Linked DNA regions of Homo sapiens: region 1 is linked to region 2. Evidence: chromatin contacts called from ENCODE Hi-C or POLR2A ChIA-PET data. All regions are on one chromosome and are shown on one strand. Each heading gives the region's core, a stretch centred on a gene start or an enhancer-like site at or near the end of the contact. The rest is flanking DNA. Distances are from core to core; before and after follow the strand shown. Region 1 overlaps C3orf52 (chromosome 3 open reading frame 52). Region 2 holds the start of ZBTB20-AS5 (ZBTB20 antisense RNA 5).

The links. A loop is a pair of places that touch in the nucleus more often than their neighbours do. ChIA-PET counts read pairs that join two places held with the same protein, here RNA polymerase II (POLR2A). Pooled maps may share reads with other maps.
Region 1: a loop to region 2 is called in a map with no recorded cell type, with 5 times the contacts of the local background. The contact joins the enhancer-like site here to the promoter of ZBTB20-AS5 in region 2. A Hi-C loop is called at or near these places in 4 of 37 single-sample maps with no recorded cell type and 1 of 50 pooled maps. POLR2A ChIA-PET finds 5 or more read pairs at or near these places in 1 of 52 experiments (OCI-LY7).

What each region holds. Positions count from the first base shown.
Region 1 is chr3:112,113,031-112,119,565 of GRCh38, reverse strand. It overlaps C3orf52 (chromosome 3 open reading frame 52), which reads right to left. Exons shown (of 6, transcript NM_024616.3): 5 at 6,421-6,535; 6 at 1,356-2,924. The coding sequence ends at 2,920. Among named protein-coding and RNA genes, the nearest start is that of MIR567, 3.5 kb to the right of the region's middle. RefSeq lists enhancers at 3,375-3,434, 3,991-4,080, 4,311-4,360, 4,371-4,450, 4,471-4,730. Within about 2 kb of position 1,250, at least 5 of the 41 ENCODE cell types and tissues checked have a DNase peak (open chromatin) inside an H3K27ac peak, as active enhancers do; they include OCI-LY7, where a contact is called at or near this core.
Region 2 is chr3:114,449,991-114,456,256 of GRCh38, reverse strand. It overlaps ZBTB20-AS5 (ZBTB20 antisense RNA 5), which reads right to left and starts at 2,664. Exons shown (of 3, transcript NR_121661.1): 1 at 2,617-2,664. The region is part of intron 7 of ZBTB20 (zinc finger and BTB domain containing 20); the gene reads left to right.

The sequences.
Region 1 (6,535 bases), core at 1-2,500, 2.3 Mb after region 2:
TACCTCATCCTAAGAAGACACGAACATGTGTAAAGGAAGGCAAATCTTCTTATTCAAATCCCACCAGTGCTTCAGGATTCGGCTTCAGTCCTACTTCCTACAAAAAAACGTCCTCTGATTATACTGACCACTCTTTTCTCTGACCACCCGCAACCCTACTGTTTCTGTTTGTTTGTTTGTTTGTTTGTTTGTTATGGAGTTTCACTCTTGTCACCCAGGCTGGAGTGCAATGGCGTGATCTCAGCTCACTGCAACCTCTGCCTCCTAGGTTCAAGCGATTCTCTTGCCTCAGCCTCCTGAGTAGCTGGGATTACAGGCGCCTGCCACCACGCCTGGCTAATTTTTAGTAGAGATGGGGTTTCACCATGTTTGTCAGGCTGGTCTCGAGCTCCTAACCTCAGGTGATCTGCCTGCCTCGGCCTCCCAAAGTGCTGGGATTACAGGCTTGAGCCACCGCGCCCAGACTGCCTTTGTTTTTGACCCCTGGGTATTTTTTTCTGCTGTTTCCTGTTTCATCTGTACTGATCCTGACTCCTTAATAAGACTAACAGCTTCTTTTCTTATTGTTGTCTTCTCCACTAGTATCCCCATAGCCTTCCATAAAACACATCATTTTTTCAAATCTGTAGAACTAAATTAAATTGAAAGGCAAAAAAGAATCAGACACATGGCTGGAATTTTTGTTGGCAGAGGAACAGGAGCAGGTTCTGCTGATATGGCTGTTGCCATTCTATCCATATCTAAGTGACATCCAGAGAAGAGCAGTTTTCTTCTCAAATCCTTCAATTATTAAAACCTCACTATGTACCAGGCATTATGCTCATCATGATGTTGTGTGATGACCAGTAGATTTATCTCCTATAGCAGAACAGTGCATTTGTAAGGGCCGTTTTTTTTCAAACACCACCAAATATGTTAGTCACAAAGGTTAGTTTTTTCCCATACCATTTGGGCAGAAAAGTCAAATCTATGGAAAGTCCTCTCTATGACTTGCAAATGGTCAAAACCCAAGACAAGGTACTTGCATCTTGGTGCTTTCTGAACAAGAAGGGAAGAACAAAACCAAATCCTGCCTCCAGACATGAACAGGCTGTTCCTTCAAGTCCAAGCCCTTTCAGATACCAAGTCCTGCCAGAGAGGGCCTCAGAGAAAGAGGAGGGGATGGCCTCTGCCTGCTCTTGCTGGAACAGAGGGGAGAACCCAGGCCGCCCCAGCCAAACTTGGCTTGATCTTATTCACCCAGAAGAGGAAGCTGCCCTAAGGGAAATGAAAAAAATTATGCTCAACACCATTTACTGCAAAAAACAAACAAACAAAAACCCAGCCCAAAGCTCAGCCAATGGGAATGCAACAACACAGATGCAAAAATAATGTATTGTAAATGTTTTTAAATCATTCTCCATTAAAATTTTTCATTATTTTCTACAAAATACAAATACACTAAGGTTCACATTTAACATGCAGAAAATAAAGAGGAAGAAGAGAAATCCACTAGTTTCACTAGTTTAAGGAACAATCACTAAAATGAGACAATGATCTATAGTACATGTATCTTCTAGTTAAATAGGAAAGCAAATTCACATTATCCAGAGTCCTGGGTCATAAAGAACTCAAGTCAAATCTAGTCTGAGGCAGACACTCTGGCTCGTGCCCGCACACAGCTGCCCTTCACACTGACTTTAACCCAGGGCTCATTTAACTGAGAGGCGAGATCTCTCACAATACAGCACAAAACTCTTTCTCCTGGTAAATTTCTTTTCCCAACAAAACAATCAGTTCCCTCACAACAGGCAATTCTGTATCTGTAGACAACCAATACAGTTGCTAATATTCCTCCTACCCCCCAAATAGCTGGCAAAAGCTTCCAAGAGTTTATTTTCAAAGAAGAGTGGTTCTTCTTGTATCACAACCATCTGTAACAGGATACACAATCATTGCCTGAAGACACTGAGTCCCACAGGAAGGTTTGTAGCACTAGGCAACAAAAAGCCAATGCGTAATATCCAGAGCAGATATTAAACAGCCTTAATGATTCTCTAATGGAAGTTTATAAAAATATAAATGGAGTGACTATCCAAAGTGATAGTAGTGTGCTCAAAACTCACAGAGACCCATATTTCCAAAAAGGTGTTCAGGAATCACAGGAACAACGAGGAGCTGCAAAATAATGAAGAAACACATAGCTCCCGTCTGTAACTAGCTATATACATAGATTTCAAAGTAACCTTGGTGGTGTTCCTAAGGCTGGCTGGCTAAGATACTCAGGTACAGGTCATGGAAGTAGACACAGAACCACACTGCTGAGGTCTTCTAAAGTGCCTTCCTTTTCTTCACAGCCTGGCTTAGAGGTAGATCAAATCGAATGGTGGGGGGGAGGAGGATGACTTCAGTGAATAATTGGCTTAGTCTTCGTAACCTGGCTGCCTGCCTCTCCGTGCTCTACCAGCTCATGCTTACGCGATCCCACCTAAAAGAAGACAGTGCACCTCTGCACTAAAGAAAAAGTAGCCCAGGTGGGTGGAGTGCTTCAAGAATAGCAGTGCCATGATCACGCCACCGCACTCCAGCTAAGCGACAGAACGAGACCCTGTCTCAAAAAACAAAACGAAACAAAACAAAAACAAACAGAATACCAGTGACCTCCAACAGTGGGACATACCCGCTGACCCTATCGCCCCCACCCTAGCTGGCTTCCTGCCTTTGTCAAGACTGGACCCAGCTGAAGCAGTGCTCGGGAGCTGTTTTACTGGGCTTAGAGCCAGACTGTAGAATCGGGAGAGAAAGGAGTCTCCACCCCTCTGGTGTTGCTGGTGCTTCTGTATTAATCCACAGAATCTTTTCTGCAAAACAGAGTGAATTCCCTTCATCTCCAGGACTTGGTAGAGCACTGCTTTCAGACAGAGACCAGCCTCCATCACTTCATTCTAAAAAGAAAACACAGATGAACAAAAGTTACTGATTTTTAAAACCACTATTAAATGCTTACGTTTTCATTTCATTTCATTGAATTTTAGTGTAAAATCTTAGATAAAATTGCAAGGTTTATACATTCCTAACAGAGGAAATTTAGTCTTCAGTCCAACACACACACACCGCTCTGAATACATTTCAAAAGGCAAATGACATTTATTGTTTCTTGCTTATTTGTTTGGGTAGGATGCATGAGAAATAATTTTGATGATGTGGTTTTTGGGTGCTAAGGACATTTTAACATCCAGTCCCTTTTCATAATCTAACCATAAACTCTAAAATTTCCGTTTTTAAAACGTGTAAAATATACTGTGAGAAATTCTGATGAGAGAAATGGTGTGAACCCTAGGGCACAGCAGGTGCAGATGCAAAGCCCCAAGCAGACACAACACAGGGGGAGCCCGCCGGGGTCTACAGACCAGGAGTCCAGCCTCGCCACCACTGACAGGACTGACAAGATTCACTATTCTCCCTACCTGGGGCTTTTTCCTCTTCTCTCTCACAAAAATCCTGGTTTTGCCCTTTTTCCCTACTCAGTCTACTAGCTGACTCCTTCCCATGTGAGAACAGTACCAAGTACCTCCTCTGTGTCCAAAATAACTCATGATGCTGACCTATTCTTCGACCTTTGTAAAACAGACTTCCCCCTCCTAGCCCAGGGCCCCACTCATCTAGGAGGTGAAGAAGACCAAAGATAGGGAAGGGTGAGGGATGATGGACTTAAAAAATTCCTTTATCATTATATTTTAAGTTTTTATTTTTATAAGGCATCCAAATATGCATGCAGTCAGGTCAAAATAATCGCCGTATTTCCAAATTAGAGAATGAGAAGCAAACACACACAAAACCCCTCAGGAATCTAAATTACAATCTAATTTTGGATTCTGCTTCTAAAGCGCACATATACAAACCCCAAATGGACCATAGGCTGGCCTCAGGGAAATACTCGGAATCCCTGAAATTGTCTGTACAATTTTGTGTTGTGGGGAGAAGTAGGTACATTTTTTTTTCCTGGGGAGAAGGTACACAGCTGTCTTCAAATTCTCTAAGGAGCACACAAACCAAACAATTTTAAGAATCTTTGCTCTTTGAAGACTAAGAACATTACCATTGTGGGAAACTAGTTGCCTGGGTAATCACAGGGCGGGGATGGTAATCCCCCAAGCCCACAGCTCATGAGCACGTAGAAACTGGCGTAAGAACTCATTCCATCCCTCTTGGTCCCTCCCAGGGCCCTGGGCCTCTCCCTGACACATTTTCCCTTTCTCTAGAGTTTGCCTCTGAGCTCATCCCCCATCTGCCTGCATGCCTGCGATGAGTCCCTCTTCTTCTTTCCTCACTTCCCAACTGCTTCTCTGTGCACCCTTCCCTTTGAGAGGGCAGTGACACTCACATTCTGAAAACATAAAATGGCTCAAATATTGCACATTCATGCTCTGGAAAGTGGGACATGGGGTCACAGAAAACCCCACATTTTCTCAGCATGTCCCGTCAGAAGAAATGTCTGAGAGAAAGAATGCAATTTCCAGAAGAGCAGAGACTTTGTTCCACTCACAGCTGCCTTCCCAGCACCTGCTGGAGCACCAAGCCCTGGGGAAACAGCTGAGTCTCTTTGGCCAAGCTCAGGGTCTTCTGGGAGCCCTCCTCAGGTCTCACAAGCAGCCTGCCCTTTATCCTGTACTATTTGAACCTCTCAGCCTTGGAAGCCTCTTAAACCTTTCCTCAGACCTCTGCCCATCTCCCTGGCCTCCATTTGGAAAGAGCCAGTAACAATTTTTGCAAGGGGCCTAAGAAAATCAAGACCAACCACACCACAGCAGCAGCCCCCACAGGCATCGCAGGCCTCTTCACATGGGAGGAGGCTGAAGGTTTCTGGGTTTTTTTTTCTTTTGAAATGGAGTTTCACTCTTGTCACCCAGGCTGGAGTGCAATGATGCGATCTCGGCTCACCGCAACCTCTGCCTCCCAGGTTCAAGTGATTCTCCTGCCTCAGTCTCCCGAGTAGCTGGGATTATAAGCACCTGCCACCATGCCCGGCTAATTTTTGTATTTTTAGTAGAGATGGGGTTTCACCATGTTGGCCAGGCTTGTCTCGAACTCCTGACCTCAGGTGATCCAACTGCCTCGGCCTCCCAAAGTGCTGGGATTACAAGCGTGAGCCACCGCGCCTGGCTTTTTTTTTTTTTTTTTTAATTCCTGTAACTGGGGCACAATCTCTTCACTCCACACACATATAGTGTCTGCCTGACCCACAGACACACTTTATTCAGGATGCTCTGTGAGGAAGATCTCCATTTATGAGACTTCCAGTGAGCTAAAATTTGGCCTTCTGAATGGCATTCTTAAGAACTGTTTTACATAACGTTCTGCCTTCTTAGGCCAACATTACTCTTGCCTCTCATCCTCAAGAAACAGTGTCATCATCATAATAAACACCTTGTCTTGTACTATGCACTAACACTTGTGCTTTTAACCCCCTGTTCCATGCTTCTGATTCTAGACCGTTAATGCACCTGCTGCCAACCACAACTACTTCTAATTTGCCTTTCATTCATTCAACTAGTATTTACTGAGAACCTACTCATGTGGAGAAAGTGATTCTGATGGACTGTGGATGAGAACATAAAATATTCAAGATTGTTGGCATTAGGGGCTAAATAAGAGCAAACAAGCCTCCGAGCGAGGTATCAGAAAGTGAGATCAGCAGCAAAGGCCAGAGCTTCACTACAAAGCAATGGAAGGATATTTTGAGGGCTTGAAGCCATTTGGCCTTCTGACCTTCCTTTCTGTCAGGTTTTGTTCTGAGTGTCAAAAGTTCTCAGATTCTGATAAATGGGGTGTTTGTTACATTTATTAAAGAACATATCTATTTCCTTGTTCTGTTCTTAATTTTAAAAGTTGACAAGTAAATTTGTCATAATTTTCTAAGGAAAGGAATAAACTTGTCTTTGTATACCCCTCTATTAATTTCTTAATGGTCTCAGTGGCCTTCAACAGAAAAAGAAATAGGTTCCCCATATTGAGATACTCTTTCAGCAATTTAGCTGTATCATTTATTTCCAATTCTTCAATTCTTACTTCTCTTGTGAAACCACAGTATCTCCATAAAGGTTGCTAATCATGTTGTAAAGTAGGATACAGGGCTTAGAATGTGGGTGAACTGCATGAGGAAACATGTAGCAATGTTCATCTTTATAGTTGAATTATCTTTTCCATAATTGCTCCCCAACTACACTGTCTAATTATGGAGGGCACGGACTGTGTAGCCTCCACAGAGAGGGGAACATCACCTCACAGCAACACCATCTGCTGAGGGGATGAGTGAATAAATGAATAGTCTGACACAGTACCAAGTCACCACAGTTGCCAAATCGAACCAAGCCAATTTGACCCCAATCTGGTTCACCTGTTTATTGTCACAACTCTGACTTCTTTACTTGCTCTACTTACCATAGAGCAAGAGGGATGTTGGATCAAGCCCCAGACTCTCACAACCAGGTATATTCTGATCACGGAAATCCTGTAGCAAAATGCCCAGCACCAACTCCTCACTCATCATATACTT
Region 2 (6,266 bases), core at 1,415-3,914:
CCCTTGTTCCTAGCATTCAAAATGGTCTCTCTCTCTCTCTCTCCATATATATATATATACATAAACACACATATATATAAAGTGGAAATGTATTTATATATGTAATTATATTTCCATTTGGCTATTTAAACATTTTGAGAAATTGGAGGTTTGTGCACTAACTATATAGGTGGAGTAATCTTCTTATTTGGGAGGTAAGGGTGATTTTCATACCTGTTGGGCCAGATCTTCAAAGAATACTCTAGGTTAGCTGGTGTGGTGGAAAGAGCACTGGCCTGGTGGGCTCCTGGAGTCCTAGTGTCTAGTGTCGACTCTGGGCCTCAGTTTCCTCTCTACTAAATTGGGAGGGGGAGAGATTGATCTCTGGGGCTTTTTCTAGCTCTGTATTCTCTGGGTCTGCAAATCGCCTTCAGTGTCTGCCTTGCCAGCTCTGTTTGTCACAAAGATTAATCCATTTTAACTGTACCTTGGAGTGCACCCGGGAGAGGAGGATGGATGGATTGTTTTGTACCTAATATTGCATCAGAACTTTTGCCTTTTTAGATGAGATCGTGCCGTGCCTAAAATCTGTCTGCCTATCTGCCCACTGACTTTGTCTGTGCTGATCTCTTGCCACGGTGCCTCTTCTTCCAGCATCCTTCTCCCTCCAAGATCTAGATTCGGCATCTGACTGTACCTGTCTTGTTCTCTGCAGCATCTGTCTGCTACACTCCTAGACCATCGTTAATAAACTTTCACACATTACACGAAAACCCCTAATATGTTGGCACCTGCACATAAATATCTATGGTTCATAAAACTAGAGGAGAAAACTCCATTTTTTAAAGACCTCTATCTAGTGCCATTTGTATTTGCACTTTTTGTTTAGTTGTAAGTTTTAATAGTTCCCCCTTTGAGGATTTGTCAGTACGAGCAGTATTGCTTATCAGAACACACCAACAGTCTTTTTGTAATATTCGCTTTTCCCCTTTGGTTCAGCCGAGCCTGCTGACAGATCATTCAAATTCAATTGTTTTATGTCTAAGCCGAACAGCTAATTAAAGTAGGGATGATTAACCTGACTGGCAGTGCCGCTCTCCCTCTCGCGCTCTCTCTCCTTCTCCTTTTCTCTCTCTCTCCCTCCTGTTCCAATCAGTCTTTTTCTCACACACTCTCTCTCTCCGTCTCTCCTCTCTCTCCCTCTCTCTCTCTCTCTCCCCCCCCTCTCTCTCTTCCCCCTCTCTCTTCCTCTCTCTCAGTCTCTCTCTCCCTCCCTCGGTTGGTGTCTCTCTCTCTCTCTCTCTCTCTCTGTCTCTTGCTCTACTGTTTTTTTTTCCTCTCTCTCTCTCCTAAACGTGGTCTGCTTGCTGATGGCAGAATGGCACTCGGAGATTTGTGCATTGTGTCTGGTTTCCTACGGGCAGGCTGACCCAGTGCCTCCAGGGACTTATCAATAGACCACTCAGAAGAGACACAGACAGGAGAGAGGAGGAGGGGTGGGGGGAGAGAGAGAGAATCAATATCAAGAATAGAAGGAGCTCCGAAGCCATTTTTTTTTTAAAGAAGTATCGGGACTTGGGAGAGGGTGACAAAGAAGGTTTTTCAAAGAGGCAGTGGAGGAGGTTCTAATAAATTTGGAAGGAAACAGTTCCCTGTCTTGGGAAAAGGAGAACTCCTGACTGATTAGCATTCACACCAGGTATGAGATGTTCGCTACCCCTTATCACTGTGTCGCAACCGAGATGGAAAAGCCTTTTTTTTTTTTTAGGAGACCGAGGGAGCATGTATTTTGCTGTGTTTGTTGTTGGGGGGTAAGAGGGGCGGCGTGAGAAGCTGTGGGCATTTGTGTATGAGAGCAGAAAGAATGGAAGCAGTACAACGGGGGGTGGGAAAGAGTATGGAGTATGTTACTGTCTTCCCTGTCTTTGTGCACCCCTGGGGGGTTACCCAAGTTCATTTCTAGCAGGTGGATTTAGACGGGAGTTACTTAACGCTTGACCGCCAGTTTTGAAAAAAAAGAAAGAAAAAAACGCTGCTTCCTATGTCTATTAAAGGAAGCTCCAATTTCTCTCTCTCTCTCTCTCTCTCTCTCTCTCTCTCTCCCTTCTCTTTTCCTCTCTCTTCCTCTCTCTCTTCCTCTCTCTCTGCCCCCCATCCCTCTTCCCCTCTCTCCCTCTCCCTCTCTCTTCTTTTTTTCCTCTTCTAACCAGACAGCGGGAGGGTTTCTGGCTCCCAGCCAGCCCAAAAGCCTCTAAGTGTTTTGCACTTGTTTCAGGGAGTAGCTGCCCGGGGATTTTTCAGCATTTTCACTAGAGAACAAAGAGTTCTTTACAAAGGGAAGGGTGGGGGGGGGGGGAGTGAGCTTAATGTCTGATATATGTTTTTCTATTTTTATTAGTTTTTCGCCTAAAAAGAAAGAGACAGGAACAGAACATTCACTCTATAAAGACACAAAGACATTCAAAAGAAATCCAGTTATCTTTTCTCCCCATCATCCCAATATATACATATATGTACATGAAAAAATTAAAAAGAAAAAGACTAGTTAAGTTGCATATGTTGCTCTTTTCTCCTCTTTTAATCTTTCCAAATCCAACTGTTCTTATGCTCACTTTATGCTATTTTTTTTCTACTCACAATAAAAGTTGTTCAGGATGCATCTTCTCTTATCATGTCTTTACCCTTTCTGGGTCGCCAAAATCTTGTGGAAGAAAGAACAAAAGTCCATCAAATAATCAATTTGGTGACTAGAACATCTTCTACTTTTGCCACTTGGGTAAAAAGTTAATTATGGAATTTGGGTTCCCAAAATACCAATGGGGTACATCAGTTCATTCGATCTCACAAGTTTTTGCATCCATCTGTTTAAAAGGTACCACTTGTGTCACTTGTCAGTTATTAAGAAAAGGTAGTAAGGGAGCAGATATTTGTATTTTATTTTTGTTTCTAATTATGTAAATGACAAAACCCCCAGAGAGATTTCTTGCCCCTTCTATGATACACTAGTTCATGCAAAATATAGTCTAGATGGAGATTTTGTCAACGATTCTGATTGCCACGTAGCTTTGTGTTCTCCATTTCAATTTTTGCCTATGCATGTATATTTTTACCATGAATTTGTGTTGTAGCAAACATTTCAGAATGCTTATCATTTTCAAATTAATGCTCCAACAAAAGCAAAAAGAAATCAGATGTGAGCTGTATGTGTAAAATGTAGTAAACAATTTTATCTTTTATATATGCTGTACATTTATATCTTTATGCTAATATCCTGGATTTGTAAACCCAAGATAATGTTTTCTTTCTTAAAGTTCTCCTCTTAATGCATTTATATGTTGATTGTCACTTAGAAATCTTTTTAAGGTACATTATAGACACGAAACTAAACAAGGGGAACAATTCTCAAGCTCTACAAAAATCCTTAAATATATATTATGTACCATTCCTAACTACAGATAACTGTTTTGCTAAGTAGAAAACAGCTACAACAGTTGTTTCAAGAATCAGAAACTCTTTTCTTTTTTTTTCTATTAACTGAAAATAAAATCTATTCATATCCCTGGGGAGGGAAAATGTAGGGGAAAATATAGATATATACATTTTCCATAATTATAGAATGCATTTATGTAACTGCTTCTTAAGGGTGTAATACATATCAGGGCAGAGTGTGATGCTCATCAAAAAACCCTCCTGGCTGGGAGGTGTGAGTGCCTTATGTTTGAAGTAACTTGATAACAAGGAGTCTTTTCGGGAAACCTTACTATGTATGTGTTGCCTCAGTAATGATCCTCAGATAAAAAACAAGTACTAGGTGGCCAGTGTTAGCACTTGAACTCACTGAAAGATATTAGAAGTAGGGGAACTTTTGGCAAATCCAGAATTTTCCAGGGTAACTCACTTCTTACACTTACATGTTTTCTTTAGGAATATTCTTGAATTGCTTTCAGACTTTTCTGTATTTTTGTAGAATTTTTTAATGCTTTTAATAGTGCTTAAGGAGAAAAATACTTTTAAAAAGAATGTCATCCAAATAAGAGAAACTCAGTCTTTAAAAAGTTTTATATTGAAGACAAGAGTTGTTTTGGTTTTGCTTTTTTCCTTTTTGCTTGTGTTCTATTTTTTCTCCCTGAATTCTTTTGTTGCTGTGGGCTGTTGTCCCTGCATTTTTAATTTTTCATTTGGTACCCCCCCTTTTTTTTCTTTTTTCTTTTTCTTTTTGGTCTGTTTTTGATGTGACCAAGGGGATCTTTGAAAGGGGCAGAGGGACTGGGATAACAGGCTGTTACTGAAAGCTGCACTAGCTCTTCTTGATCCCAACTCAGGCAGCTCCTATCAGCTAGTTGTGCCGCCAAGAGTACAGTGACAGGTGATAGCTGTCATTCTGGGATTCTTCGTGGATCTGACCTGAGAGTGACACATTCACAGTCGAGGAGAAAAGGGAAAAAAAATAGAGGAGGAGGAAAGAAAAGCTCTTTGAGCTGGAATACACTGGCCCTTTCTTCCTGTAGGCAATCCGCTCCAGTTCTTGGCGACGTGTCCTGCACTATCAGATATCATATGACTTTTTATTTAGATTCCTTTTCGGAGAATGGCCTGTTAGGACTCTGTTTGTTTTCTTTTATTTAATTTCCTTCTCCCCTCACCCACTAGTTTTGCGTATCTGTGTGTGTCATAGCGTGTGTGCGCACATGCATATGTGTGTGCAATTTTTATCTTTGTTTTTGTTCTGTTGATCTGATGCTTTATTTAAAGACAAAGCTTTAATTATTTCAGTATACTGGTTTAATTATTTGCCAAAAAGAAACCTCATTCTAGGCTTTTTGGGGGGTCCATTTTTAAACACATCCATTAACACATGAGGCTGGAGATCCTATATGCTTGTTGGTCTGCCCTTGGCCCACTCCCTCACCTTAATTTAACCCTCCCCTTCATCAGCATGCACAGCAGTATAAGTTAGGAAACACCTGTGCTGAGTTGAGAGAGAAATAAAAGTAGAAGCAACTTCTTCAAATTTGCACTCCTAGTTTCACTTTAATAAACTTTTTTTAATCGTTGATTTTTTTTTTTTTTTTGGCATCCTCTGTTAAGCTTGAAAGCATCAGAGATAGTGAACGATGTGTCTGTGGAGCTTTTGTGAGGCCAGCTGAGCACCCTTGGAAAGTAGAGCAGGAGCTGAAATTCATTCAGAGACTTAAGAATTAAGTAAGAGATTTAAATAAGATCTGTGAGATCTGTGAGCTGTTCAGGGTTTGGTGATAGATGGTAAAATGGAATGCTTAGGGATATTCAAGGAAGAGAAAGAAATTTTCAACCAGGAACGAAACAGGCATTTCTACTGCAATTCATACTTTAAAAACCTTCTTTTATCAAATTTTTATTTTATATATCTCAAAATTTAATCAATTGGTATGATTGCCTTCTTTTCCACGCTTGCTATGAAAAACAGATGAATTGTGCCGATGTTATTACTGGGTTTCTCCTAAATTTTTGTTGTATTTCTTTTTCGGCTTTAGAGAGTTCTGATTTTAGTTAGCAAAAGAAAAATAAAACTTCTCTAGGTATGCATATGGTTGTATACACATTATTCTTATCTACATATAATATATCCTGTTTGTATCAGGATATAATTTTTGTATAGTTACATGCAAGACTGCCTTGAAAGTTCAGATGACCATTACATTCTTTAAACCCATAGTTTTTAGTTTCTTGTTAGTTTCTCTAAAATTATTTTTTACAGACCTTAAATTTGTAATGCCTTATCATAGCCAGAGGTGAATTTTGTTGAAACTTGGAGAAAAATTTATTCCACCCCTTTAAGCGTACCCAAAAGGGAAGAGAGAACTATTTTTCGTTCAACAAAAAATTTTAAAAGCCTTTTTTCCTTCAGCGGAAAACTCCAAAACAGCTTTGTCTCAGAACGTTAAACTTGGCATGGATAAAAAAATTTGAGTTTTGCTTTGTTTGAGGAAATTTGTTTTTGAAACAACAATGTTATAAATATTTTTAAATTGCCTGCTGAGCATGCGCTGTATCTGACTTTATTCATAGTTTTAAACACACACCAAAGTGCAGTCTTCTGAATGGCCACAGGTAAGGCTGTTGATTTGTATGATCTTTCGCAGAGGCACCTTCTGTGAGTCTACTCAGTTTTCCAGAAGGGAAAAAGGCGAGAGCTGAGTTTAGACCTGGACACCTTTCTAAATATCATAGAGCAAAAGTAAATTGCCCCATTAAGGCTTGCACATTACACTTAGGGTAAGTACTGTTCAACTTTCCTTTTTTATAGG